2 separate regions of the Homo sapiens genome follow, and region 2 is linked to region 1. Evidence: chromatin contacts called from ENCODE Hi-C or POLR2A ChIA-PET data. All regions are on one chromosome and are shown on one strand. Each heading gives the region's core, a stretch centred on a gene start or an enhancer-like site at or near the end of the contact. The rest is flanking DNA. Distances are from core to core; before and after follow the strand shown. Region 1 overlaps ATP2B1 (ATPase plasma membrane Ca2+ transporting 1). Region 2 holds the start of LINC02399 (long intergenic non-protein coding RNA 2399).

The links. A loop is a pair of places that touch in the nucleus more often than their neighbours do. ChIA-PET counts read pairs that join two places held with the same protein, here RNA polymerase II (POLR2A). Pooled maps may share reads with other maps.
Region 2: a loop to region 1 is called in a pooled map, with 4 times the contacts of the local background. The contact joins the promoter of LINC02399 here to the enhancer-like site in region 1. A Hi-C loop is called at or near these places in 4 of 37 single-sample maps with no recorded cell type and 7 of 50 pooled maps. POLR2A ChIA-PET finds 5 or more read pairs at or near these places in 1 of 52 experiments (GM12878).

Annotation. Positions count from the first base shown.
Region 1 is chr12:89,662,100-89,664,945 of GRCh38, forward strand. All of the region lies in intron 1 of ATP2B1 (ATPase plasma membrane Ca2+ transporting 1), which reads right to left. Among named protein-coding and RNA genes, the nearest start is that of ATP2B1, 45 kb to the right of the region's middle. Within about 2 kb of position 1,577, at least 3 of the 41 ENCODE cell types and tissues checked have a DNase peak (open chromatin) inside an H3K27ac peak, as active enhancers do; they include GM12878, where a contact is called at or near this core.
Region 2 is chr12:89,946,364-89,949,390 of GRCh38, forward strand. It overlaps LINC02399 (long intergenic non-protein coding RNA 2399), which reads left to right and starts at 1,330. Exons shown (of 3, transcript NR_135019.1): 1 at 1,330-1,389; 2 at 1,798-1,885. All of the region lies in intron 6 of LOC105369890 (a long non-coding RNA gene), which reads left to right.

The sequences.
Region 1 (2,846 bases), core at 327-2,826:
CTCCATATCTTATCAAGAGAGACTATGATCTTTCTTTCTTTTTTTTTTTTTTTAACACGAGACTGGAGTTTTATTATTACTCAGTCTTCCAAAAAGACTATGATCTTTCAACCTTCTTACATAGTCACTTTCTGCAGAAAGACAATAACCTTTTACCCGATTCACACCCTAAAAATCTGAAGTCCTTCAACCATGATAATTTACTGTAAACTTAAATATAAGTGCTTGCATGTAATATCTCACTCTCATAGTGAAAAGAGCAGATGGTCTATTATTATACATATCAAACAGATACTACAAGATTAAGAATGGTAAAGAGTTTATTCTACAAAGTTTTGGTACATTCAAATTATTTCATTAAAATGCTTTAAAGAAATCAAGGAATGACTCAAATTTAAATTTACTCAAGTCACATTTTTCACTTCTTAAGGGGCTTAAAGAAAACATACACACTCACATAAAAGATCATTAAACCTATACTGCTTGTTTAGAAAAGTAATTTATATTAGATGAGTAAAGAATAACATATAAACAAGAGTAAATTCACCAAAGGATTTTAGTTTTATAGAGCTGATAAAGCAGAAAATAAGCATTATCTAAAATGCCTGATTTATTAGTCTCAAAGGATTCCTAAATACCATCCCTGTGTCTGTGTTGACTAAAATTAGTCCTACTCCCCTAAGTAACTTACTTATCTAGTAGACTCTTCCAGAGGCAGAGACTAAGTACAGTACTTTAAAGGGCAAGTTACAGCTGCTGTCAGTTATAAACTTGGCATGAACACTTTAGCAAATCTCTCAGGGTGGGAAACAACTAGATTAGAATAAGGAAGGCATTAATTTGTTCTTCTATTATAGCCTTTATCACACAGCTGCAATGATTTGTTTACCTCTCTGTCCTTCCCAGTGAACTGTAACTCATGGGAGAATCTGTGCCATTCATTTTTAACCCCAGCACTGTCTGGAACATAGTAGGTACTCTTGAACCATAAGCTAAAATAAATTTGAAAAACAGATTTTACAATGGAAGCAACCACAATTTAAATAGCAGAGCTAAACAAAACTTCCTAACACTGTTTAAAAGAATATGTTAGGTGTTAGATGAGTTAAGAGAAAGTCACAGCTTTCAAGGAGTTTTCAAACCATCTTGGTATGCCAGATATATTATAGCTTTCCTTTAAATCCTTTTAGACAACAGAATAAGTTAAAGGATATTTCAGATTTTAAAAGGAATTACACGCCTGCTACATGGCAAAGTTTTTTAACCAGGGTCTTAGATTCTTGAGGGTATGCAAAGAAATAATACTGAATTATAATATTTCATACAGCCTGAAAGAAACAATACATTTATTTGAAAAATAATTTGTTAGGGTTACCCATGCTAAATAAAAATCTGCCAAATCAACATGGTAATAAAGTTGGCAAGGTCTAAATAATAATGAATACAATCTTACCCAGTAAATACCATTTGGTAAAAAAAACACTTAACTCCACATCTAACTAACATCTGCTCCAAAATTTGCTGTTTCTACACTATCTCCCACTCATAAATCAACCCATGACAATCTAGCTTCCTCTTTTATGCTGCGTTGAAACTACTCTTCCAGGTGACCATTGATCCTGTTCTTAAATCTAATGGACACATTTAGCCCTAATCTAACCTACTAGCAACCTTTGCTACTGTTAACCACTCCCTATTGAAATGTTCTTCTGCCTTCATTTCTCTGATGTCTGACTCTTATTCTCACTACACTGTCATCTCTAGCTGCTTGTTTTCACTTTCCACTGTCCTTTTTTTCGAAGAAGTCAAAGCAGTCAGTAGGGAGGGGCTGGATGGCACAGCAGCCTTTATAATTGCTTTCATCTGTTTTTAGTCAGAGTAAACGAGATTCGTTTATTGATAATAATAAAAATTTATTTGCATGTGCATTTACAGGGCCTATTTATTTTGTTTCTCTCATATTTCAGAATTCCACAATTCAATTAAAATGATGAAACCACAATGTAACAGTCTGGCTCAGTGAAAGTGTAAAAAAGAAAAAACCACCCAGGTTTTCTTATCCTAAAGGCCCAAGCACAGCTCCTGTTTCCCACACCCTTTAGTCTATAAAGAAATATGCCAGCCCAAAGCAGAATAGGTGACTCACCTCCCTCCCTGGGGCTGTTAGATAACTATTTTGGCTTTTGATAGCTGTCATTTTCAGTACAGATTATTCATTCATGCCAACAAAGTACTTAATTAAGCAGAGTATATGATAAAATTTTAATGTGAATGATCTCAAACACAGGTATCTTGAACTATAGAAATTTTTGGTCTACGGTCAAGTCAGTTGGTATCATCTTATCCCAAACATTTATGATAGCTGTCTCTTGGGAGGTTGGTCTAATTTTGCAAGGTTATACTTACAAAACCAAAAACAATCCCTCTGAATTTACCAAAACCAGAACAAACTTAAAAGTTAACACACTACAGATTAGTGGTTCTTAAACTTCAGCATGCATCAGAATCACCTCAATCACCTGTGAAAACACAGATTCCTGAGCCTCACTCAGTTGATCGAACACTTCATGAGACTGTCTAACAACTTCTCAGATAACAGTGATGCCAATGCTACTGGTCTGGAGAGCCACTACTGACAGAAAGTGTAGCCTCAACCTTGACTAGGGAACAAACTGCTGGATTGTCACCTTGATCCAAAAGTTTCCTCAAACAAATATAAGCAAATTACTTATGGTTCTTTATTATGCTATTCTTTTTTTTTTTTTTTGAGACAGTGTCTCGCTCTGTTGCCAGGCTGGAGTGCAGTGCACTCAGCTCACTGCAACCTCCGCCTCCTGGGTTCAAGC
Region 2 (3,027 bases), core at 80-2,579, 280 kb after region 1:
TGAAGGCTCAAGGTGATTTTGCTTTGAAACACTCAAAGAGAGCCTTATTGAAATATGTTATTGATGTTGAAAATGACGCTGGATAAGAATAGCTGTCCTAAATGGATCTTTGACCCCTTAATGTAATCAAGATTATCAGGGATTTTTTTCCCCCTCTTGAGGCAACGGTTTTGTCATGGAAAAAAATGAGTGAGAACAATCAGAATGTTTTCTAGATTAGATACTAGGTGTCGGAATACAGAAGATGTCTGTTCTGGCAGACTGATTATTTTTCCAATACCAAGTACAGTACAGTTTCTGGTTTACAATCCCCGCCTTCCCTGGTGCCAGGTTGCTTTGCCTGAAAACTCCCATCCCAGGAACTTGAAGCACCATTCAATACAGCTACAGTATACAGGGCAAAGCTCCATTTCAAAGGTCAATGTATAATGAGATAGGAAGAATCAGCTTCTAGAAGGGTATGAAGTCCATATTTGAATGGTTCTCAAACTTATATTCTGAAGGGAAACTTATTACTTTTGTTTCTTTTCCCAAATTTGGTCTTCCCAGATGTTAAGGATCCTGGTGTCAAATTGGAACCCAGCCTACTTGACGTTGAAGTCTCCAGAATATAGTTTGGCTTCAGGGAATGTAGCTGCCTTGTGCGGTATCTGGAAGAGGCTTCTTTGATTGTGACTTTTACTATGTGGCCAGTTCTGATGGTCTGGTGTATTTTCAGAAGAATGTTGAACGTAAGGTTAATCAGGGAGATTTTAATTTATTGGGCACTATAGACGTGAAACTTTTTAAAAGCTGATGAAAATATTTGAAAACTGGAAAAAATTATAGGCTACAAAATAGAAATACACTGCAAAATGAAAGTTTCAAAAACAAAATTATAAAAATCCTTTTGCAGCATAAAGAAAAATGTTATGTTTAGGATGAGATTGGGTATGTATGTATGTATTAACATGTTTGGTATGATGTGGGCAGAGCAGGAAGGGCTCAGCTATGAACCTCTTACTGTGGCCCTGCGGCTGGGCATATTGAGATACAGCAATAGATACTTCTGGGTTTAAATAAACACTTTTTCTTTTCTGGATAAAAGTTTATTGTTTCTGGTTTGCCTCTCAACAAGAGATACTAGTAATACCAGCTTCGATCTAAAAACTTCAATTTCCTATGACAGCAACTGAACAATGTCTTGAAATTCCATCATTGTTAGACTGGGTGGGAAAATTCTAGCTGAACCTGCTTCTTTTATTAAGAGGATTGGGCTTTGTGACCTCAGAGAAGAATTTTGGCAAAACAGATATGCTGATTCTAGTCCTGGTAGCAATTGCTGGGCTCTCAGCAACTCTTCATGTGGGCTCTTCCCTTCCCCCTTTCAAAACTTGCAATTAACCCTGGGTAAGAGCCTTTTTTATTGAAATTCAGTTGAGGGACCCATAATTTAACTGTACGTCAGGAAACAAGAGAGACAGAAACTAGGAGTTTTGCCAGACACCGGGGAACAGCTTTATATTATCACGGAATCCTCAAGTTGGAAGGGGCTTTCAAAATCCTCCTGCTCAACCCCCACACTCTACAGATGAAGGAAGGCAGGAAGGCCAAGATGAGAAGTTACTTACTCCAGGTCTTAGAGGTGATTTGTGATTTGTGGCAGAGAAAGGATTAGCAAACAGGCTCCTGACCTTCTGTCTCACTCCATGCTGACTGAGAGTGGAAGAAAAAATAAAGTCCACTTTGGTGTGGAAATGCTTTCTACTAAGATTAGAGGAGAATGAATCATTGGAATTTTTTTTTTTTTTTAAACAGTGATTCAGAGCAAACTGCGTAGAGTATGCAAGATACAGGGAAACACTGAATCCTGGGGCTGACAGTTTACATCCTGGCTGTTTACCAAGTGTGTATAGACATGGAGTCTTTTGATTCTGCTTGTTGAATAATTATATTTGATCTTAAAATCTCCCCAGCTATACTGTGATAGGTTTTGTGCCTTACAGTTTATGAAGTCTCCAGTTATTAGTGTGGGCAAAGTCTTGTTGTATATAGAGAACAGCTTGTAAATTTTTTGCTCTGAGAATCTCCAAGGTGAAATCCACTCATATATACTCATTGCTAATAGGAATAATGATAGATTCTGTGCTTTTCTTATTAAGTGTTGAGTTGATTTGGATGCAGCAGTTCTGCAATTTCCTAAAATACATCTTTGTGTTTCAGTAATGGAAAGCTCAGAAATTCTCTACAGAGATATTCTCTCACTTTTAAGCCCCACCTGCTATTTAGGCAAGGCAAATATTCCACTGGTGGAAGATGTAACTCAGGGCTAATAATCTGCTTTTCAGAAATGTTATTTCCAAGATATTGACAGAATGACTTCAAACTCCTGAGCAAAGCATAGGGAGACGGATTTCCTAAGAGGCAGAGTGTTTTCTTTAAAAAGCTCTGCAACAAGCCCAGGTTATCTTTTACAGTCTGGAAGATAGCAGTTTAACCAAGATAAAAAGCTGTAAATGGTTATTAATCTACAACAGCCATTACTTTTGCACTGGGACATGATTTTTCCACTGAGCCCAAGCCTGTTCCAGGTTGGATTTCTGATTTCTTTCCATTGAATGAAAGGACAGGGCTGTTTTTACCAATATAATGACACTTCCTTTTCAACAAACAACAGAGCAAAGGCCCTTGTTTTTGTACTCTTGTCTCTACATAACTTTGCTTTTGTGGTGCAATGAATGGCACAGTTGTCCTCTTCTTTATGTTTTAAAAAATCATACTTTTGCTAAGTTGCTAGGAACTATATACATTTTAGTTTACTTCATAAACAACTGAAATAATAAAATTCCTATTTTTCTGTTCTTGAGGGACTAAGGGCCCTTTTAAAAAGCACTTACTGTCTCTCTCTCTGTGATTTTAATTTTAATTTCCTCATTCAAAAATGACAATAACAATATTACTTCAAAGGGTTATTGGGAGGGGTAAATGAAATAATATGTGTCTGAGAAAGTATATGTTAGTTGTCCCTTTTGTACAAATGAATGAAAT